Linked DNA regions of Homo sapiens: all the other regions are linked to region 2. A link is a loop called in an ENCODE intact Hi-C map of the cell type or tissue named here. Cell type or tissue: Calu3. All regions are shown on one strand. Region 1 has its middle 51 kb from the start of LINC01477. Region 2 holds the start of LINC01902 (long intergenic non-protein coding RNA 1902). Region 3 has its middle 230 kb from the start of LINC01477.

What was found. Peaks named below come from ENCODE experiments on the same cell type or tissue, not always from the same donor. Only the 100,000 strongest peaks of a DNase experiment are listed, where the experiment ranks them.
Region 1: it touches region 2 in a loop (2.1-fold over the local background); 3 of 110 quality-filtered maps call a loop at or near these places.
Region 3: a loop joins it to region 2, with 2.2 times the contacts of the local background. A loop is called at or near these places in 2 of 110 quality-filtered maps.

Annotation. Positions count from the first base shown.
Region 1 is chr18:40,011,132-40,019,131 of GRCh38, forward strand. No RefSeq gene overlaps it. Among named protein-coding and RNA genes, the nearest start is that of LINC01477, 51 kb to the right of the region's middle. In Calu3, no CTCF peak of the experiment used is centred here; no DNase peak of the experiment used is centred here.
Region 2 is chr18:39,836,956-39,844,955 of GRCh38, forward strand. LINC01901 (long intergenic non-protein coding RNA 1901) reads right to left here. Exons shown (of 4, transcript NR_187474.1): 4 at 3,341-4,917. LINC01902 (long intergenic non-protein coding RNA 1902) reads left to right here and starts at 4,754. Exons shown (of 9, transcript NR_151703.1): 1 at 4,754-4,957. In Calu3, a CTCF peak has its summit at 4,698; a DNase peak (open chromatin) is centred at 4,686.
Region 3 is chr18:40,290,640-40,298,639 of GRCh38, forward strand. No RefSeq gene overlaps it. Among named protein-coding and RNA genes, the nearest start is that of LINC01477, 230 kb to the left of the region's middle. In Calu3, no CTCF peak of the experiment used is centred here; no DNase peak of the experiment used is centred here.

The DNA of each region.
Region 1 (8,000 bases), 170 kb after region 2:
TTTGTTAAATCACCTCTATATTTTAGTCATTTGTCAAATATAGCCCATTGCAACCAAAGCATGCTTATAAAATTCCAGTTTCCAGAGTTAACTTAGTTCAAATCCAAGTCCATTTGGTACATACCTTGTTGTCCAAGTTGTTGCAGGGGAGAATTCTATCAAAACTTTTACTGTTTCCTAACTACGTCTTCAGTAATTGTTTCCATTTCCATGCCTGTATTACTCTGTCTTGAAAGCAATGCCATATTTTTTAGGCTGTGTTGCAACACAGGAACATTCCTTTCCTGGTATCAATTTATGTAGCAGTAAGCATGGGCTAAGTTATGCCTCTATAGTCAACAGCTCCTAAATGCTCAGAAATCTACAATAACAAAAGTTTAGTTCTTGCTCTGTTTACATGCTCACTGTGGGTCAGAGGTGGCTGAGTTTCAAAAGGTCTTCACTCATTTGGCAAAGCTATCTCTGTGTATGACATTGCTAGGTTCACAACTGAGGGAAAAAATGAGTACAATGCAAAGCAGATGTTGTGGTATTTTTCTTATTTTTATTTTTTTATTATTTATTTATTTATTTATTTTGAGACAGAGTCTTGCTCTGTCGCCCAGGTTGGAGTGCAGTGGCGCGATCTCGGCTCACTGCAAGCTCCGCCTCCCGGGGTTCAGGACATTCTCCTGCCTCAGCCTCCCAAGTAGCTGGGACTACAGGCGCCCGCCACCACACCCGGCTAATTTTTTGTATTTTTAGTAGAGATGGAGTTTCATCGTGTTAGCCAGCATGGGCTCGATTTCCTGACCTCGTGATCCACCCCCCCCCCTTGGCCTCCCAAAGTGCTGGGATTACAGGGGTGAGCCACTGTGCCTGGCCTCTTATTTTTATTTTTTAATCTTACTATGCTTCCACTAAGAAGTGCTACAGGCCTCTTCAGTTTCCATTTCACTGACTGAAAGAGATCACAAAATTTAGCTCGACATCAATGAAAATGTACTCATCCTCCTATGAGAGTGTCAAATCTTTTTAACTATTACCCAATCTAAGGTATTATGGAAAGAGAGAGCACCACGTGATTGCAATGATAGTATATAAAATAAGCTAGGTTAAAAAAATGTAATGTAAACAGTGGAAGAGGTTTTAAGCCAAAATATGTGAGAACTACATTGGTCCCTAAAATCAGCAGGTGTTATATTAGGGCTGATAAGATAGAAAATATATGAGACTTTGATTAAAGGAAAAGATGATTCGAATTTTTGGAGAAAATGTTATCTGATTAAATCAATATTATAATATCACTTTTCTGGGATTTGGCATTCTAATATTTGACTTCTCACTATCATAGAAATTCTGGCACTTACAAAATGTCAATATGAGTGCAATTAACACATATTGGCATGCTGTTGTTTTTCCCTAGTGGTTTTCAGGAAGTCTTAGAGATCAATATAGACCACTGAATATCTATTTGAATAGATTGATAGATATTAATTATAAGACAACTGAAATTAGTGTATTGATTCGGTAGAATTTTTTTTATCTTTTAGGTAGATGTGGCATCCTGATTGGTTTGATTCTATTCACATCTCTAGAATAAGCTCAGTTTGAAAATTCTCTATTTCTTTCTCACTCATTTGCCAAACTCTTTTTCTAATAAAAGTAAAACATAAAGTTAATACATCATAAATAGCCCAATTACCAAATAAAAAACTGTAGAAATTTTCTTAGGATAAGAGGTTTTAATCTAATTTAGCAAGCATAATAGACGTTTCGTCTAAATTTGTACCACATTAAAGGTACAGGAAAGCAGCACTAGTTTAAAAAAATTAATCCACATATGTCAGAATAAAGTCAAAAAATAACTTTTTTCCCTCAAAAAAGAGAATTGAGAGGATGAATAAAGTAACTGAGAGGAATCAGCTGTATTTCATGACCAAGAAGGCTTCAATTGTGCTATTTATTAGTTTACACTGTGGCAGCTCTGCCCCCATTTAAAAGGACATAGAACTCATTGTGTAGCACCCCAGAAACATGAGAACACCAGGAAAAAGAGGCAGCCATCATCAAGAAAACAAACACTGAAATGAATTGCCATTTGTCACCTTTCTCACTGTTCTGTTGACCCAGAGTCCCCATCTACTCTGAGTGGTCTCATGCACAATTCTTAATAGGGTACAAAAGAAAAAAGCAATGCCTGCATTTTTAGAATGAGAGTCATCCTCCAAAGGTTGCCCCTTAAAAGTAAAGAATTGTAACTCTGTCATCTTTGTGGTCAAATTCCTTTTCCTCTTGGAAATAAAAGAATGTTCTTTGACTGTGATTTTCTTTCTTTCTCATCAGCCATGAGTGATGAAAGACAGATACCAACAAATGAAATTAGACTCTCTCTGACTATCCTCAGATCAGAAACTCTTGAGGTAAGTTACTTTGTCAATCATTTTCCCCCAATAGGACAGAGAGCATAAGGTTTGCATAATTGCTAGTAAGCTCCCACCCCAATACAATTAGGAGTATGAAACACCAGCTGATCAGCTATAGTGTGGACATGTTCTGTGGATCAGTGGAAAATGTTGGTAACACTGTCCACATGCTATGATCAATGCATTTATGTACTCCCTTTCAAGAAGGTGAAGACACGGGAAACTGCTGTCATGTTATCCTCTTCCAACAAAATAAAGGATGTTAAAAGGCCCCTCATAAGCCAAAACCTTTAACACCTGTGTAATTCATCCATCATATTCAGGTAACATTTTTGAATTCAAATTATTGGCAGATCATGAGAAGATGCATGCATGAATGAAATCATTATAGATACTTCTTTGATTCTACCAATTATGCTACAGTGCCCAATCTATAATGTAAGGAAGGACCCTATGGATTTAGAATATGCAGGTCGCAAATCCATTTCTACACCTGTTGTATGTTGGTTAAATACCCACAGGTTCTAAAGAGCATGGGAAGTGTTATCTTGAACAAGCAATCTCATCATATAGTACAACTAGTGAGATAGTGGGGTTTTTTTTCCCATTTTTTATTTTGCTTTGCTTTGTTTTTTAATTGACTATGGGTTGATGGAGCCACAACTTCTTTTTTTGCCGACCAATAGCCATTTCTGAGATTTCAGATTAGTTTAGAGGCCATTTTTATGAGCACAAGTTGTATTTAAGCTTAGAAATACATTTTGGTGAAAACTAAATATATTGCCTACACAATTAATTACAATAACCCACACTGATATCAAACCTAAGATTCAGAACTCATTTATGATATACTATAACCAAAACAACTTATGAGTCACAGGAATGCACAAAGAAGATCTGTCAATTGACACAATCATCATTAACATTAGTTTGACATTTTGCTTTAGGGGATTTTTTTTTCTTTCTCTTTTCTTTTCTTTTTATTTGTTCTTATGATTGAGGTAAATATCCCTACCCTCAAGTTAAATTGTATTTACTTAATGAATTAATTTGGTTGCGTTTCTTTTCTTTGACTAGTAACTAGCCAATTGTTTTACTACATTAACTAAATCAAACTTAGTTGCATAATTAGGTTTTATTAATATCTGACCCATACAGAATGTGGCATTATTAAAGGTTTGAAAAGTCCAAGAATCCTGAGATTGTATAGTAAAACGTTCCTGTGAAGAGGCAACTAGAGAAATAATTGAGACTCTCATTTTTCATATGAAAATACAGACTCAACACTACTGAATTCTCAGTAACGGAATATAAGTTTTAGTTTGTTTCCTTGTATTGATTCTGTTTTTAAAGTATGAGAAAGGGTTCGTGTTAAGCAATTCATTGTCTCTGACTAAGGAATCTGTCTGGATTTAGGAATTATTCTGTGTGTAGGGAAATGGAAAAACAATAAATGTGATTACCCAGGAACCAAACAGAAACTTAGACTCATAGCAGAGAATTGCCGATTAAAAATAGTAAAAAAGAAAAAAAAAGTATTAAGTAGCAAACCTATATCACCCTGATTATATTTCAGAGCAGTAATTCTAATGTAAACTCCTATGGAAGAAATACGTGCTAAAGGAGGCAATTAAACGGAGCCTTCTGCTAATTCTCAGAACATTTAATAAATATACATGATTTTCTTAATTTTAAGATTTTCTTCCATATTTCCCCCTTAAAGCATTACAGCTGGCTAGAACTAGTCCACTAACAATAGTTATTTGAATAAAAAAATAAGTTACAAATGAATATTGCAAGAAAAATGTAGAAAGCACTTGAACAACCTCTTCAACATCTTGTAATTCCCTCTCTTGGGGGAAATAGAAGTACCTACTTGAGATTATATAGTGTATTACTTCATATATAGGTATATGGATATTTCCCACAAGTAAATATACTTTCACATAGAATTATTGATTTTTAAAAATTATAATCAATACAAAGCAATACGATTTCAGGGTATACACATCCAAGTTTTTGAAAGTGTATTAGATTTCATACTATTTCATAATATTCGTATTAGAAATCATATTAGATTTATTCCAGCTTTCCAGGTGTTTAGATACCTAACACTTGTTTTCTAATCCCTATTTCTTCAAATGAGTGGTCCAGGGTAAAACAATCTGGGCATGTCTTTTTGAAAATGGTATTTTAATTAAAAGTACCACATATACAGATAGGCATAGTCACACAAGTTCTTCAAAAATAATAAAATTTTCAGGATCAAACTAGTAGAAATAGTATAGTCAAAATTATGATACATTTTGAACAATTATACTTACATTTTTTTCTCATTAGAATAACATACTCTGAGCAGTTGATTGGCCACCGAAAAACTGATTTCAAAGAGAAAAAGACAGAAAGAGAGTGAGAAAGAAAGAGAGCTATTTATAGGCATGGTTAATTTCTGTTGTCAATAAAATTTATCGCAATGATTCACAGTCATAGTCTATACTATTTTACTTTTAAGAAGAATTAATAGCACATATTAGTACAACTTTCATATATTATAGTTACAAAAATGTGAAAATATGTTATAATTACTCAAATATTACTTAAAGTAAGTAGACACTGGTCAGCATTTAAAATTTTTCTTCTTTTTCCTTATAATTCCAAATATCTTATTGTTATGACATTCATTGTTTAAATATATCCACACATGCATATATATATGTATATATATATATATACATATATATATATATTCACACACACATGTGTGTCTGTATTCAAGAATGTTAATTTCCCTTTTCTTCAAATGTCCAAAGGTGAAAATTAGACCCTTTCACTTTGCTTGGACAAATTGGCAGAAATTGATCTACACTGTAAGAAGCATATATCTTAAAATAAAAAAAAAATTAACTGGCTTGTCCAAACTATGTACTGGTCGAACAACAATTTAACTCAAAACTAGCTAGAAGCCCAAGGTCAATAAAGAAAGATCATTTTATGTTTTAATTGTTTGCTAAAAGTTTGATTTGGCAATTTTCAGTACACAATAGAAATAATAGAAAATGCTGACATGTCACTCTTCACTTATACTATTTAATACATAGCAAATTAGTTTGTGATAAGTATATTTTGTGATTATATTAGTAATATGTTTTTGAAACTTGTTTCTATAGCACAAAAACAGAGAAAAAATTAAAAGGATATGTAGTATGTAAGACACACATTTGCACATATATCACATACATGCTTATTCCCAGATAACCCTGAAGAACAAGGTTTTATACATTGATACACGTCATCTATGCATTTTTATCTTGACATGGAAAAAGACTGGGCCAAAGCTTTCAGAAATCAAATGTGAACTCATTTTGAAATAGCAGCAGTGTTTGAATTTTAAATTAACCTATTTACAATGAAACTATGCCTGCTGATTGCCATCATCTTCAGGAAAATTAACAGTAACGATCATTGGTGTCATAATGCAATTTCCCCGCAAAAATCACATAGGCTTCATTACTGTTTACATAAATTGTCATAAATACCAATTATGGTGGAACATAAAATGTAATGCTCTTTTTTTAATCATAATCAGACAATTGTTCTTCTAATTCATATGCTAGGGGAATAAGGTTATGATTCAACCTTTGTTGTGAAGGAAGTGTTTTGATGGTAGTTAGTTTTCCTCTAAGTGCTGGTTGGCTTCTTGTCAAATCATTCAACTCTCCGTTTGGATCATGTAGTCCTTGTTTCTGTTCACTGTGCTCTCTAATATACTAGGAAGAACATGGAGGCGTGCTAATGGCAGATGAGGGAGATATACACTGAAAGTGTCCTCTAGACGTCAGCGGAGAGGTGGCTTCCGGTGGGGTTTATAACAACATTTAGTATAATTACGTCGAAGCCCCCATAAAGGAATAATGCAATAACAGACCTGTTAGAGAAGCACATTTGCAGTACCAATTCCAGCTTCCACCATAGGTCAGCAGAACAAATAGCTGGTAAAGGCAATGCCCTGTTAAATGGCTAATTTTCAAAACAAATAAGTTGCTGGCAGGGGAATGGAGGAAAAGGCCAGAAAGAAGAGATTCAGTATTTTTACCATTTTGGTCTCTAAGAAGGAGATAAATCAGCTAGAAAGGTTACTCAGACAGAAAGTCAGAGCAAAGGACAATACTCTCTGAGGACAAAAGCCCTTCCTTTGCTTTCTGTAACATGCCACACAAAGCCAAGAATCACACCGTTTGGGTCCTGTTTTATCGCATCATAACACTCTTTGTACTTGTTCTTCTTTGGCCTTTGTTCTTGACTTATTTACTCCTAAAACTTAAAAACAAAGTCTGCATAAATTTCCCACTCTTCTGATTCAGAACAGTCTTGAAACATTAAAATCAGAAGAAAATCACTCCCCTGATTCTTTGAACCGTGGTGTCCATGCATAATGGTGGCCACATGCAATTATATGTGTCTAGGAGCTATGGTGGGTTTGATCTGCAGGCCCTCTCCACACTTCCAGATTGGGCATTGCTATCTTAATGAACCCTGGCAATTTGTCCTCGTTCTACCTAATTCTATCCTATTTGATTAAAGCAAGCGGTAATGATAAGTCCAGTTAAGTTTAATGAAACAAAATTAGGACTCTTGATCTAAGAAGAAAATAATAAAACTGGCAGGGATTTCATCTGTGGGAGAAATCAAAGTAGAATAAACAGAAATGTAGTAAAATTAGCTGCTGTTTTTTCATTGTGTAAGCTAGGGTAATGCTAAAGGTAAACAAATGGCATCAGCAGGGAGGAGAAAATGAGACTTTTACTTTTTTCCGTCTTTCATAATCTCATGCATTATCGGTAACAGGGTGAGACGTTTTAATAGGGTGTGATCATCATTAAAAGGCAGATATTTATCTTATCACAGTGCATTAAACTCCCAGAAGGAAGTGGGAAAAAAGGGAGAGTGAATGACTCTCATGAACTATTTAATGAAACACTAAGGTTGCAGCTTTTCTTGTTTGTCTTTAAAAAACGAAACAAACTGATATTGGACAAAACTGGTTCCAAACACACCCAGGCTGTACCCGGCGCCTGTGCATTTTGAGAAGTCTCTTCTGTGTTCTGACTTTGTTTAATAATTTCTAATTATGTTCTACAACCCAAAATTAAATATTTCTATCTCCATTGTGTGTACTTATTCATGAGCTGGGCATTAATCGTAAAACAATGTATCTTGTTATTTATTTATACCAGATGTGAGTATTTATGTTGCTCTGTTCAGGGTTTCCAGCTAGGTCTTTATTTGTATACTGAGCCGCCTGTTTTTGCATGAAAATGGTTTCTGAGCTCTGGAGTTCATCTCCACTCTTGTGTTTAAAACAACAACAACAACAACTTTTTTTAAGAGAGAGAATTTATGAATAACTAAGAGATTTCTGCTGTGGCTCCCCGGGTCTCTCATCAGCAGGGCAGCCAGAATATGTTTTGGGGACCAAGAAAATTCAATTTGGGATTTGTTTCACAGTTTACAATGCTGGTTTCTTGCAAACAAAATCTGCCTGGGCCATGGAGAGCTTTGCTTCTGAAATATATTTGCATAGTGTTAATTTTCTAC
Region 2 (8,000 bases):
GGGCTCAAGCAATTCTCCTACCTCAGCTTCCCAAGTAGCTGTGACAACAGGCACATGCCACTATGCATGGCTAATTTTTTGATTTTTTGTAGAGACAAGGTCTCACTATGTTGACTAGGCTGATCTCAAACTCCTGAGCTGAAGCGATCCTCCTGCCTTGGCCTCCCCAAGTGCTGGGATTACAGGCATGAGCCACCACACCTGGCCAAGACATGTATTTTTATATCAGATAGAATAGGGTCATACCAGCAAAGAGCACAAAATGTTACGCAACTGATGTCTCAGAGTTCTCCTTTATAAAATGATAGCTATATAACTGTGAAATATGATTATATTACTCCTTTTAAAAATTGCTACAATGATTAAATTAGATAATTCATGTGAATAAATGTATATTTATTGGCTTTCAACTTTTTGGCTGTGTAATTTAATCAATTTACTTAACTCCTGCACCTCAATTTTCTGATTTTTAATGTTTGCCTTATTATAGTAACTACTCAAGGGATTATTGTGAAGATCTTATACATGTTAGTTCTTTAAGTAGTGACCATTAAGTACACGTGATGATGATGATGATGATGATGATGATGATATACTGACTGCCTGGCTGTAGTAAACACCAATCAATTGTGATCATTAATTTTTATTCTCTATGCAGAACTCTTTAACTTAAAAAAGTCCACCTTCAGTAATTTATAATGTGTTAACTAATAACATAGTTGTTAACTTCACACTCTTCCTTTCTATTTCAATGGTCTATTTTTTATTTTCTTCCTAACTTTGTATCTGTCTTCCTTTCTTTCTTACTAGGTAAGGCCTGAATATTTTACACCTAACTTTAGAAATGCCCATTAAGTTATATAAAATAATGAACAAAACATGTAAGTTGAACTAGAAAGAGCACTGGTCTTAATAGAAAGAGAGCTGGGTTCTAGTCCCCATTCTGACACTTTCTATGAGAGCTTGAGGTGAATTATTACTTGGAATCTAAATATACATTTATTACTTCTGCTCTTGAAACTCAGCTCACTGAAGGACCATTATAACTCTTCTTGTCTCCTAGCTTCTAGTTGTCTCCTGACCTTGAAGTTGTTGTTTCTGCTGCCACCTTCCTCCTTTACAGCATCCATTTCAAATTTGAAAGTCTCCTTGATTATATCATGATTGTTTCAGAAGAGCTTTCTCTTTCAGTCCATCTTATAGAAAACTGACAAGTTAGGTTGGCTGGCCTTTAAACTAGTACACTGCACAGTCCAAACAGCCAAAATGAGGAGAGGGGCCTGATGACCCAGAACAGAGTTTAGGAAACTCTATTCTGCTGGTGTAAGCAAACGTTTTTCTTACAAGGCAACAGGTATAGAAGGCAATATGACTGATTCATATAAAACAAAGTTTAAGACTATGTGCCTGGGCCGGCATTTGGCACCAAGAAAATAAAGCTGAATAAGACATAGTTTTTGCCCTTCAGGAGCTCATAGTCTAATGTGTTAAATAGAAATTACATTGAGATAAAATGAGTGCGTAACTGCTATCAAAAGGTATGTGCTCTCTGCAAGGGCAAAATAAAAGGATCTTAGCTTATGTTGGATGTTAAGAAACATTTACTCTTTAGAGTATGATCCTTGAGCCTGAGTCTTAAAGGATGAGCAAGAATCTGGAAAAAAAAAAGTGTCAGAAAGTCATTCTACATCACAGAGACATGGATGAAGAACAAAGGTAAAGAAGTGTGGCAGAGGACTGGAGTGTGAGTGTGTGTGTGTGTGTGTGAGATCCTACAACTACCGCCATATGCTGGGTAACAACATTTTGGTCACCAATAGGCCATAGCTAGGGCGGTGGTTTTATAAGATTACAATACAGTATTTTTACTATGCCTTTTCTATGCTTATGTATGTTTAGATGTGCAAATACTTACCGATGTTTTATAATTGCTTACATTACTCAGTACAATATTATGCTTTATAGGTTTGCAGCCTAGGAGCAATGGGTCATACTCTCTAGCTTAGGTGAGTAGTAGGCTAAACCATCTAGGTTTGTGGAGGGAAATGATGATGTTTGCATAACAACAAAATTGCCCAGTGAAGCAATTTTCACAATGTGTCCGTGTAGTTAAGTGACACATGACTGTGGCTCAGCACTTCTGGTCATCTAGAGAGTAGGACAGATGATTAATACATGAATGAGAAGGGAATGGGTATAGAAAGAAAAACACTGTGAGGGTCAGAGCGGGTGGTTAAAGACATAGAAGAGAGGGAGAATAACTGATGAATCTCTGTCCTAGCGGAAATGAGAAAAGATGAGATGGAGAGAATTGCTGGATGGAGTGCTACTATAAAGGGCTTCTCTCCCTTGAGACAGGAGGAAAGGAAGTAAAGAAAGGAGTACAGGTAGATAAACATTTTGATGGGGAGCAGAGTGATGAGGCCCATTTCCCCAGTGGCTTTCATTCTTCTGTGAGGTAGTTGAGGGGTTTGCCTGCTATGAGAGTGTATAGGGTGGTAAAAACCTTGAAGAGAAGGCCAATGTTTTGGCATATTCACTAAAGATCCCAGGAAAGAAGAATCACTATGTGTAAGTAAACAAAATAACTAGTGAAAAATAAATAATCAAGAATAAGTAAAATATTAGGCAGCATAAAAGGTCCATCCAAGATTGTGTGCAGTGAATTTGTTGATAACAATAAGCAAGGCTGGATGATTTCCACCAACATTGTCTTGTTCCCTGGCTCTAGGAGAAAAGAATGCAGATTGTAGTTTTGATCTTTTTCTATGCTCTCTATAAGTTTCCAGTTAGGGTTATGCTTTTTCCAGAAGAGAAGGTGGGAGGGCTCTTAGTAATAATGATTCAGGTGACCAAGCTTGGGGGTCAGGCTGGCAAGGCTTATGGCAAGAGCTAGGTGGGGAACAAAGAGAAGCTGATTTTCAGGATAGTGTGAGGATCACTCAAGCAGAGGACTTTATGAGGTTGAAGAATTGGCGGAATGAGAGAGATTATTAGAAAGCTATAAGATGAGGTGATGTGGTGAGTCAACAGTATAGTATGAGACTGCTGGAATTACTGATGTGATAATAATTCTGGGGTTGATGCTACAGGAAGCTAGAGCTAATAATAGTTCAAATTAGGCCTAATATTCAAACCGAACAGGGGACGTAGTCAAATGATAGAAAATTTCGACTCTGTTTTCTGCCCCATGATCTGGCATAATGTTTTTAAGGAAGGATAACTCAATGGCTAGACTTTTGTATAGTATCTTCTTCTTGTTTTCCCCCTTGTCCCACCTCCTCATCATTTTGAAACAGCTTTACTTTGAGTCCTATAAAACCCCCAGTAAGCAAAGTTGTAGACTGTGAAGCTCTACTTTATTTGGTGTAAATAATCAAAGTTACTTAAGGTTTTACACATATTACAAAATTGCTGGGGTCAGGGTCAGGAGGAAGTGTTTCTGGCCCTTGTACATTTGCTGAAAGTTTGAATCAGGTGAGAGTGAAGGAAACAAGACCCTAGACAAAATAAAGAGGTAAACATCTGTCACCTTTGTCCTCCTGCTCCTTGTGTGACGAAGGTTGCCATGGTGCTAGAAGAGAACAGAACTCAAAGAAAACAAGCAAAATGTACTGAACGTAATATGAGGAATTTTTTTAAATCTTTGATTTTTTTTCCTCTGACTCAGACTTGGTGAGAAAATTTTCTGACTCACTCAGTATGTTATATACCATGTTAACAGTAACTTTTTCCAATATAGCATATACTCCAACCAGAGTAGTTTCAGCTTTTCCTATTTCATCCTGGGGCCCTCGGGGATGCAGCTATTGGGCTACTGTGTGTAGTTTCTGGTGATAAAGATTTCTGATGTAAAGGATTTCCAAGGGATGACAAAGTCCATGATGAGGGACTGGGTGTGGACAAAATAAGTGGTTTGGAGACAAAAGCCCTCAGCTTTTAAGGTGCGAAACAACCTCTGCCCTTTGTTTTCAAATAAGTCATATCTGGCTGATCAAAATAAATACTGTAGCACCATTTGGAAGCTTCCTCTGAAGAAAAATGCCTGCTCTGGGCCAAAAGCTGCAGCAGTGAGCCTGTTCCTGCCAAAGTGATTTTTCCCCCTTCTTTGTTCCTCTTGATAATCCTAACAGTCTTTTGTATGTACACAGAGCTGAAAGCTATAATAACCCCAATTTTACAGATAAAATAACTAAGGCTCAGGAACAGAACGAATCTTCCCCCAAAGTGCACGGCAGGACGGTAGTGAAGCTGGAGCTAAAGTCTGAATCTTCACATCCTGCTCCCTTCCTGCATGGCCAGCCTGGTCCCTGGCAGAGAAGACCAGTGTTTCTCCATGAGTTCATGTGCATCTGTGCGTGTGTCCTCTGTGCACTCAGGCCTCCAGGACTTTTGTCACCGTCCAGAATCACTGGTCTTGACCATGACACATTCTCCAAGAAGCTGAACTCCCGTTTTTGTTTGTTTGCTTATTTTTACACAGTAGCACATCTGTGTGCAAAAAGAGAGAATGTGGTGTCCAAGCTGCAGGATCTGACCCCCGAAGCCTCGCCAGCGGCGTCTGTCCGGCTTGCTCTTCTGTCTGAGCTGCGCTCCGGGGAGGCGCCTGGCTGTTTAGCCGCCGTATCCCCTGGCAATCTGTTCAGGAAAATAGACCAGAAAGGGCTGCCCAGGGCTGCGCCAGCTTCAGAATCCTGCTGCCATCTAGGGATGAGATGAAGCGTCTTCCCGCGTACAGCCGCCCTGATGGATCGCTGGGGCCTCGGGCGGGGTGCACCGCTGTCCTTTCGCCGCCGTCCGGGCGGCACTGCACGTGCAGCGCGCGGTCCCCCACCCAGCGCAGCCCGCAACACCCCTGGTCTGCCGCAGGAGACCCTGCCGATGCCACTCAGGGTCAAGACTCTGGCGCGGTGGAAACTGCAGAGCAAAAGGAAACACAGACAAAAACAGTGAGAAGGTAAAAAGAGAGCGAGAGAAAACAGCTAGGGAGCAAGGAGCAGAAACCCTGCAAGAACAGAGACAAAAAGCGGAAGGTCCATCAGCGGAAGCGGGCTGCCCTAATCACCTGCGATGCGTGTGTTTATGGAACCTTGTCACTGTCACCACGCTGGTGTCCACACGCAGCTTAATGAGGTCCAAAGCGCCAAGCTACTTTATTTTCCATATATGATTTTCAATGTTTCCTTTTGCAAAAAGGAGCGGGGGCTGTGTAGGGGGGAGTGCAGGGAATAGGGTGGTGGAGGAAGTTAAGGAGGGGAGGGGGGAGAGCGGAGAGGCTGGGTGGGCGGGGGAGATACTACTGCCTTTAGTAAAGATTGCATAGAAAATCCGGAAAGAGGAGACTTATGGAGTTAACTTTATTGTCTTATATTATGGTGTAAGCATCTCTTTCTTCTACAAACAGAACAATGGGCCTTTCAAAGAAGGGAAGGGGAGAGGGTTGACTGGTGGGGGGGTGGGCGGTGGGGGAAAGGGAGGGGTCAGGGATTGGGGAAAGGGTCCTGCTGTTGACTGGGAGGCCCTGCTGGGAAACTTCAAATCACATTCTTTCTGAAAGGAAGTGTTATTAAAAGTAACTTTAATCCTTCCAGCCAGACGGCTCATAAAAGCATACAATTAAGTCAAACAAATGACAAGAGCATTTTCTCTCCTACCTGTTTCCCCCTTCTGAGAGTAATTAGTACAGGCTAGTCTTGTCTCATTTCGTGCAAATAGAAGCAGAGCGCGGCTTTGGTAGGTGCCAGATTTTCTCTTACTTTCCTCAACCTGCCTCTTCCTTCCCTATCGCCCCACCCAAAACCCGGTTCAGCTCTTGGTACCAACCAGCCTGTCTGCAGATCCAGCCAAGAACAAAGGGGCGAATTTCAATATTTCCTCTTTGTGCAAGGTTAATTGAAAATCAAAAAGTCACTTTTCAAATGTCATATTAAACCCGCCACTGCATCAATTTCCTTTTGGTGCCCATCTCCATAGGCAAGAGAAAAGTGTTTTGCGGGGGAGGGAGGCGGGGGAAGTAAGGACACAATGAGGGAAAAGAGAGAGAAAGAAGTGAAGGGATTAAAAAAATCAGAGATACACACACACTTTGATTGCAGATAGGCTAACATGCAGCGGAAAATTGTTTCCCAGAGTGTCCTCAGTCAAAGGCAGCCTTTACATTCGATACTGCGTTACTTGATATTCCAGAGACAGAACTGCATCCTAAACCTAGAGAGATTAGGCCTCCATGTTTTTATGTTTTAGTAGATGGATCACAATATGATTGTCATAAATGCCATCAGATTTTAAAACCTTAAAGGGTAATGTAATAACCTGATCATCTTCATTCGCCCTTCCCACTTTTTATACCCCTCTGAAACAGGTACAGAAACACACAGACATCCCCACAGATAGAGATACAGCCCTATGGGGTTCTGACAGTCAGTTTTTGTCACAAGGTATTTTGGAAGTGTTGGGCTGGAGTTTAATGATCTAGCATCCTTAACTTTGCTTCTGGCCCAGTGACTGTTCTCTGTCTGGATTTCCTGACACTCAGTTTTCTCCTTTCTAAAATAAGCCATAGTATCAGCCTCCTGAATTCACTACTCAGACTACATGAGGGGCCACATGAATAGAACAAACCCATACTGATGCTTTACCCTCTTCTCACGTTCCCTAGGTCTTGTGCTTGATTAGGTGATCTTAACAAGCTCAGTTTTCTGGAGTGGGAACCTGGCTTGTTGGTGCCAGTATTCCTGAGGTCTGCAGAATGGCCTGGGGATAGAACTCTCTGTTGCCAGGCTTCCTCATGCTCACTGTGTGTGTTTCCCGTGCTCCCTGCCGCTCTGCTACACTCACTTGCCAGTCGTTCCTGAAGCCAGTTGCTTTCCTGCCCAATTGCTTTGGTCTTTCTGTCTAATATTTGTCACCTTATTTTCCAGGTATGGGGCTAGGGGTGTACCCTCTCCTATGATGTACCAATGAATCTATTTCCTGTGGACCAGCCATGGTAGATAAGCCATGATAGGCTTATCTACCAGGAAATATTTGATTTACTACAGCTTTAACTTCTAAATATGCGTACAAATAACTTTTTGGTTAGATAAGCAGAGTGAAGAAGCAGAATTGTAAATTGAATTCATTCTAAGATGACCCACCTGCATAAACCAGGCCCCTAAACCTTTTTTCATCTTCAATAATATTGTAATATTGTGGTGATATCAGATGTGCCTATCAACCCTAAATGAAGGGTAGGTGGAGAAGAACATTACAACTCTCTAAACTCATTAGAATGCAAAGATAGAGAGAGTTTCTGTAACAACAGCCACTAGCTGTGTCAAAGTTCTCCTAGTGGCATTATCTTCATTGGTAAGATTGAATAGACAAAATCAGTGTCTTACCCTTTTAGATTTCTATCAACCCATACCTGTATGCAATATGCTGTGCCCTAGTAGACTCTTTCTTACAGATTTTCATTAAAATATTGCATCTGTTATACAAGTTTTCTTAGCATGCCCAGATAACAATTACTTCTTCATTGTGCAGCACTTCTTCCCATATAAACTTCTGTCTCGGTCCATTCAGGCTGCTATAGCAAAACACATTAGACTGAGTAATTTGTAAACAACAGAAATTTATTTTTCACAGCTATAAGGGCTGGGAAATCCAAGAATAAGGCACCAGCAGATTTGATGTCTGATGAGGGCTCCCTCTCTGCTTCACAGATGGTGACTTCTTGCTATTTTTTCACATGGTGAAGTCAGTGAACAAGCTACTTTAGGCCTCTTTTATAAAGGCGCTAATCCCATTCATATGGGCTCTGCTCTCAGGATGTAAACCCCTCTCGGAAGCCCCACATCTTAAAACTATTGCATTGGGGATTAGGTTTCAATATATACATTTTGCGGGGGACAAAATCATTTAGATCATAGCAGCTTCTATTAGCTACTGGTAACAATTTGTTGTAAATAATTGGACATATGTGTGTCTCCTTCCCACTCTCCAAACTTACTGAAAATAAG
Region 3 (8,000 bases), 450 kb after region 2:
TGGAGAAAAACTCCTTATAACTGGCCTTGGAAAAGAGTGTTTGAATATTACACTAAGTTTGGGCAATAAAAACAAAAATTAACAAGTGGTACTACATCAAACCAAAAAGCTTCTACATAACAAAGAAAACAATCATCAAGATATGAAGGGAGCCAATAGACTGAAAGAAAACAATTGTAAGCCACATACCTGAAAAGGGCTAATGTTCAAAATATATAGAGAACTTACATGACTGAATAGCAAAACTAACAAACAAAAAATATTTAAAAATGGGCAAAGAACATGAATATAGATTTCTCCATAGAAGAAGATACATAAGTGGCAAAAAGGTATATGAAAAGGTGCTCAACATTACTAATCATACAGGAAATGCAAACCAAAACCACAAACAGGTACCACCTCACACCTAAGATGGACATTATCAAAATACCAGAAAATAAGTGTTGGCTGGGGTGTGGAGAAAAGGAGATCTTTGTATATAGTTAATGGGAATATAAATTGCTACAATCATTATATAAAATAGCATGGAGGGTCCTGAAAAAATTACAAACATAACTGTCATGAGATCCAGCAGTCCTTCTTCTGGGTATATATCCAAAGCAAATGAAATCAGCACCTCATGGAGATATCTTCACTCCTATCTTCGTTGCAGCGTTCTTCACAATAGTCAAGATATGGAAACAATGTACATGTCTATTGATGGATTAATAGATAAAGAAATTGTGGTATATGTATACAGGGAAATGTCATTCTGCCTTAAAAATGGAGTTGCTGTAATTTGCAGCAATATGGATGAGCCTGGAAAACAGTAGCTAATTAAAATAAGCAAGATACAGAAAGAAAAATACTTTATGACCTCACTTATATATGTAATCTAAGAAAGTTGAATACAAAGAAACAGAGAGTAGAACAGTAGATACAAGAGGCAAAGATTGGGAGGAAATGGAAAGATGTAGGTCAAAATGTGTAAACTTGCAGTTATGTAGGATGACTAAATCTAGAGATCTCATGTACTGCGGAGGGACTGTAGTAAATAACATTGTATTGCATATTGGTAACTTGCTAAAAGAACACATTTTAGATGCACTTACAGGACACACACAAAAGACATAACTACGAAAGTTGATGGATATATTAAGTGCTTACCTATGGTAATTATTCTACTATGTCTGTTTATATCAAAACATCTTATACACCTTAAATACACATAATAAACATAAATTGAAAAAAAAATAGGCAACCTGAAACTTTGAGTCCCTTAACATTATTTAAATTCTGTTATTGTAACTTATAGTTATCACGGAAAATATGTTAAGTGGAGATCTTATGTTAACAAATTCTGATAATTTAAACCCCAAAATTGTATCTCTCCATTTCTTCATCTCTCAATGAGAATCATTATCTAAACTACATATTGAACATGGTATATATTAGGACTCTATAAGATGGCACAATGACTATTTAAGGTTGTAATTTGTTTTCCATTATCTTATCCTTGTTGGGGAGTAGATTTTTGTGGCTTGAAAATGTATCTTTCGATCTATATGTGCATATAACATGCATAGTGTTCCTTAAAGAACCCAGACCACCTACCTCCTTTGTATGCCTCTTTCCTTCCTTCCTCCCTCCCCATCCCCCCACCTTTTTTTTTGTTCCCTCTTTTTCTTTCTCTCTCTTTCCTTTCATTTTTTTTCTCATTTTTTCTTCCTCTCCTTTTCTTCTTATTAAAAAAAATGTTCAGTAGTTTAGACTGCAGCTAAGTTAAGCATGGGCTAAACCATACTTTATCTTGAACATGGGCATTTTGAAAAAATGTTTGTAAGGCAGAATATTTGCTTAAAAGAACAAACACTTTTTGAAAACTCTAGAAATAGCCATTTCCATACCAAAAATACACAGTGGGAAAGTACAAATGGTACTTTGTTGTGCTCATTAAGAATCATTTGTACTGCTTTTTAATGCAAAAACTAGGCTAAGATAATGTAGTATGTTCTAAGTTACGAAACCAAGAACCATAGAACTTGCTCCATAATTTACTGATTGCAAGGTCTAAGGGCAGTCACAACCAGCAATTTTCATTTCTCAAATAAGGCACCCAGAGTTGAATATATATCCTTTTATATCCCTTTATATCCCATGATACAGAAACATCTATAACATAAACTGTGCTTAATCCCCTTCATGAGCATATCAAATTTAAGAATTCTGTGGTTAGGATTTACTTTTGTTTTTCAACAAATAGCAAATTATACATTTTTTTAACTAAGTATTTTTATTTGCCTACATCTGCCTCAATTATTCTTCTGTTTAAAAGAGTATTTTCTTTTTTATGCTAATATATGTATGTGCAATTCTTTAGAATGAATATGCTCATTTGATTGTTATACTGGTTTAAAAAAGTTTATATTTCTAGCAACTGTGTACCTTAGAGACAACCTGTATTCCCAAAAGAGTTTGCCTATCTAGTGACCATCATTTCAAATGGAGATACATTTACTCTTTCAGTCTTGCCAAGCTGGGAGCCTCCCTGAATTCAGGGAAAATAGCCTAGGGCTCCATGGCATAAAGATGACGATGAGGCAGCACAGCCATACAGGACACAAGCAAGAATTCTGCCATTTTTATTTGGACCTTCCTTTAGGTTGATTTAGCTTCATCTGTCCTCTCCATATTCTTTATTACCCTGGCTTAGTGATATATTGGCCTACCACAAAATAGCCATGCATTTCTCTGTTCCTTTGTGAATTTAAAAATCTTGTCCTCTTCTGATACTAATTGCAGTGTTAGCCTATTTGTGAAGCTTTATAAAAATCCCATCTAATATCAAGTTAATAATACATCGTGGGGCTTTCATATATTGGATATAGCAGCAGCTCCCCCTACAGATGTGGAACCAGAAATAACAGACTTTGTTCTGGTTACCTACAGATGAGAAATAAGTAATAGTACTGGGTTTTTGGCTAATTCACAGTGTATGATGGAGGTAAGAGAGGATATTATTGTTTGTTTTAACTTTTCGTTTTGAAATCTTAGACTCACAGATGAGTTGCAAAAATAGTACAGAGGTTCACCATATACCTTTACCCAGCCTCTCCTAATGTTAACATAACCATGGTACAGTGGCAAACCGAAGAAATAAACATTGGCACAATACTGTTATTTTACTATAGGCTTTATTTGGATTTCACTAGATTTTTCAATCCTTAGATATTCAATCCTTTATATTCCAGGATTGAAACCACAATACTAAATTGCATTTAGTTGCTGTGACTTTGTAGACTCCTCCAATCTGTGACAGTTCCTCCATCTTTCCTATTTTTATTACCTTGACGCCCTTGAAGAGTGTTAGTCAAGTATTTTGTTGAATGTTTCCTATTTTTTGTTTGTCTGATGCTTTATCATGATTCATGGAGGATATGGATTTTTTTTGAAGAATATCACATAATTGAAGTACCCTTCTCATCACATCATATCATTGGGAACAAGGTATCATCATGATTTATGGATGGTGATACTAACTTTGAAGCTTGGTTGAAGTGATATCTATAAGTTATATCCACTGTAAAGTTATTAATTTTTCTCTTTGTATACACAATTTGTAGTAAATGGATCACTACATTCAGCCCACACTCAAGAGGTGGTGGGATTAAGCTGAATTACACTCTATCTTTTGGAAAAAAAGGAGTATTCAAAAATTTGGAGACATATGTTAAAAACACTATAGTAATTAATAGATATTTGGGAGAGATAATTGAGGCTATGATGAATATCATTTTACTCCTTAAAGTATCCAGTGCCACCAAAGTCAATCTTGGAGGTGTACAACATCCCTAAACCAGAAGGACATAAACTGATCGATTATTTCCCTTTCATTTTCAATTTTTTTTGGAGTTGACTATCCTTTTCTTTTTCTCTGCTTTAAATGTTGTACAGTGCCTTTAATAATTTTATAATATATTTCATTCTAATTTTTATAATTTTTAACTGTGGCAGTGTTCATGTGTCTGCTTTGCTGCCATTTCTAGAAGTATTAAGGCTTAATTTTATTGATTTGCTTGATTCCATTCATAATGATGACATTCAATTCTAAAAAAGTTAGTGTAAATATATTCAATATAATATGTTTACTAAGGTAAAGAATGAACTTATATATAAATAATTAAACATGTTTCAGTGATGACAAATTGAGTTATTCCTAACACACTATTTCTTGGACATTTCAGGTAAATATTTAGTAGTTCTATTGTTTTTCCTAGTTTTTATCAATATTATACTAAACCTGCCAATTCAGTGAAAACTTACTTACAGTTGTGATTATAAGCAACATATTGGTATTCTTAGCTTTTGTTTTGAACTTGTAGCCACCTCTTTGAGTATCAAATGCATTCAGTCTAGTCTCACCATCAAGAATGCTCAGTGCTCATTTGCTTTCCAGTATGATGTAATTATTTTCAGCTTTCACTGTTGGAGTGAATTACAAAAGTGACCACTGTAGACAGATGACCTAGCAATGGGTTTGCAGAGGTTGACATGATTCTGTGGTTGAAACAGCTGAAATTATCAGATTGCAAAGCAATGTGCTTATGTAGTTTTGGCTTCCTTTACAAACAACTAAATCATATCATAGGCACAGTGATCCAGCTGATTGGTGTGTAACAATGATGAATTCCTGCTCACTGGTGTGTCTGTGAGTCTGTGTGTGCTAGTTCTCAGGAATATGCATGGGTTGGGGCAGGAGGGGGTAAGGCTTAAAGACAGACAATTCAAGGACTAGAAGAGAAAAGGGGTGAAGGAATAGTGGAGAAAGAGTAGAATCAAGCTAGTCAAAAAAACCCAGAACTGAATAATAACATAAGCCAGCAAGTGTGGGGAATATAAAAACAGAAGCCAGAAGCTTCTTTGTTTCAAAGAGCAATTCTCAGGTAACCAATCTGTGTAGCCCTTGCATGACTTACAGCAGCCATTTTTAAATTTGGTAATATTACTCCCAGCGTTCTTAGAGGAGACTGGGAGCCAAACAGGGTTCTTGGGACCATCTCCTTGTTCAAGCAAAAGAGCTTTATATTCATGTTTTGCGTGGTTGACATCTGAGTAAGAAGGCTTTGAATAAAGAATTCCTTTAATTTTTTTTTTAAATTCACAATTCTGGGCTCCTAAAAGACAAAAATTGCAGGTAATAAAACTTTAAAAAGATGAATCATAGACAAAAATAGCTAACTTAAACCCATAGTTGTAATACTATAAGAGAAACCTTGTATATTCGCAATAAATACAAGATGATAATAAAGCAGTTTATCTTCAACTCCAGGTTTCACATTTCATAGCTTTATCAAATTGTTATTAAACATTATTTTATGAAAACTTAAGGAGTTAGCTGCTGCTTCGTGAAATGACTAGTTGTTTTATTCTTTTTTTAATTTTCAGCTGAAAAGTAATATTTTAAGAGACAGTAATTTACTGCATACACTCACTGTACTATGGAGAATATTAGGGGGATTCTTCACAATAGTCACTGGCCTTAGCAAGCCTAGAATGCAGCTAAGGAAATAAAATTTATGTTATACAAAAAAATTGAACAAAATTACATTATATTTCATTTCCAAGATAAGCGAGTAGTAAGGGCAGGGACCAGTTATGTAAATTCAAATATTTCAGTGGTTTTGAAAGACTATGAAGCCTAATGGAGAAGGTGAGATTTTGATTAATTCTGGATTGCAGGCTGAAAAGATAATGAGAGAATAAGTGTTGATATATTCAAACACTAATTTACATTGTCTTGTAATTTTAGAACTTCTTTTCATATATATAGTATGACGTTTCTTAAATGAAGGCCATACTTTCAGGAGGATTTTTGTTGACATATCTATATTAGATTTCACTAATATCATCTGACTTGTGAGAAAGAGTTTTTAAAAAATGACAACCATATTTTCCCCTCAAATTACAGATCATCTGTGTGTTCCTAGATGACAAGATAGAATTGTATAAATAATAATTTTATAACAACTATTGTAAGAATAATTTTTGTTCGAGGTACCAAATTCAGGAAAGGAAGCTTCAGTATCAAATAGCCCAATTGCATGAGTTTATATGTCAAGGCTTCATTTATTCCTAATGGGGCCATCAACACTTTTTGTGATCTCAGTAATTAGGAAACCAGTTTGATTCCTCTGATTATGGACTTCCTAAAATCTGGCTGCTAAGTCATAAAGGAAATAGAATGATGCTTTGGAGAACTAATGACTGCCCATGTGTGCTGAGTCAGTCTTGAATTTTATGAGAGGCTATGCTGACTTATGCAGGACTGTTTTGTGTCTCTGAGATGATCTATTCTAACATGTTGATTGCTTCTTCTTGGGTATTATTTTCCCTATGGAGACATGTACCATTTATGCAATTTTGTGAAATTAATTCTATATGGTAGAACAGAGAAAACATAGATGGACAACAGTGGAAATTCTAAAGTGAAACAACATGTGTGAGACTTACATTAAACAAAAAGTACAGAAGTAAAAAGATTTCTATGTTATTTTGGTAAAGGATGGAGACTGGTGACCCTATTATTGACGTCATTGGTGTAATCATGTTCATTGGATGAAAGCAGAATGGCCTGAGGCCTCTTCTTAGAAATAGGATTTTTTCTCATTCATTACCCCTCTTCCTGCCTCCACCTTCAATTTTGTCTATGTCTTCCTCAATAAATGCCATAGAGCAGTGAAAACAAGAGAAGTGAATAAGATAAGCCAAAACAGCAAAGTAACATGAATCACCATGATGGAGTTCATTAATTAGAAATTGAAATTAAAGACAACAACCTGTGAAAAATTGCACCTCTTGAGGTTGTTCTAGGACATCGTCTGTTCTAATTTTGGAAGTTAATTTGACAGAAATGTTTAAAGTATAGAATGGTATGTAAGAGAAATATGATGACCCAGAATAAAAATCACAGTGGGAGAAAAAGAAGCTTTATATCATTTTCCTTTCTTGTGTATGCTTTGATTAGACAAGAACCAGAAAGCCATATTTGGAATGCTGCTGAAGTTCTTTGTGTATGAAAAGCTAAAAAAGATTGCCTGTTCATCGTTCCACCTAAGAGGCATGTGTGGATATTCAGCCAATTTTTAATTATGAGGGTTTTACTTCTGTATCAGCTTTTCTGAATTACAAGATTATCTGATGAACAAGTAATAAAAAACAAGTTGGGGATGGGAGGGAGGGCAAAATGAAGAGCAGGCAGGAGAATGATCTTAATTGCTAAGTGCATATGAAACAATATGTGGTCAGTTCAAATAAATGCAAACCCATTTAACTGGAGTTCAATTATCTAGAAATTTAAATAAATTGAAATCCATTTTTTTAATTTTGTTTTTAGTTGAAATCAAATAATTATACATTCTATGGGGTATATTGTGATGTTTCAATACGTGTATGCAATATGTAAAAGTCAAATTATGGTATTAAGCACATCTATCACCTCATACATTTCTCATTTTTTTTGTTATAAGAACATTTCAAAACTTCTCTTCTAGCTATTTTAAAATATACAATAAATATCATTATCCGTAGTCACCCTACTGTGCAATAGAACACAATAACTTATTCCTCCTGTCTAGCCACAGCTTTGTATCCATTAACCGACTTCCTTCTGTCCTCTACTCGTTGCTCCTTAGCCTCTGGTTACCACCATTCTACTCCACTTTTATGAAACTGACTTTTTTAGAGATCAAGAGTGAGATTACCCGGTATTTGTCTTTCTGTGCCTGGCTTCTGTTACTTAATATATTGTCCTCCAGGTCCATCCATATTGCTGCAAATAACAGGATTTCATTCTTTTTCACGGCAGTACAGTACTCTATTCTGTCTATATACCACATTTCTTTATCCATCATCCATTGATGGACACTTAGATTGATTCTCTATTTTGGGTATTATGCAGTAAATGTGAAAATGTGGACATCTTTTTGATATAATTATTTTATTTCCTTTGGATAAACATCCTG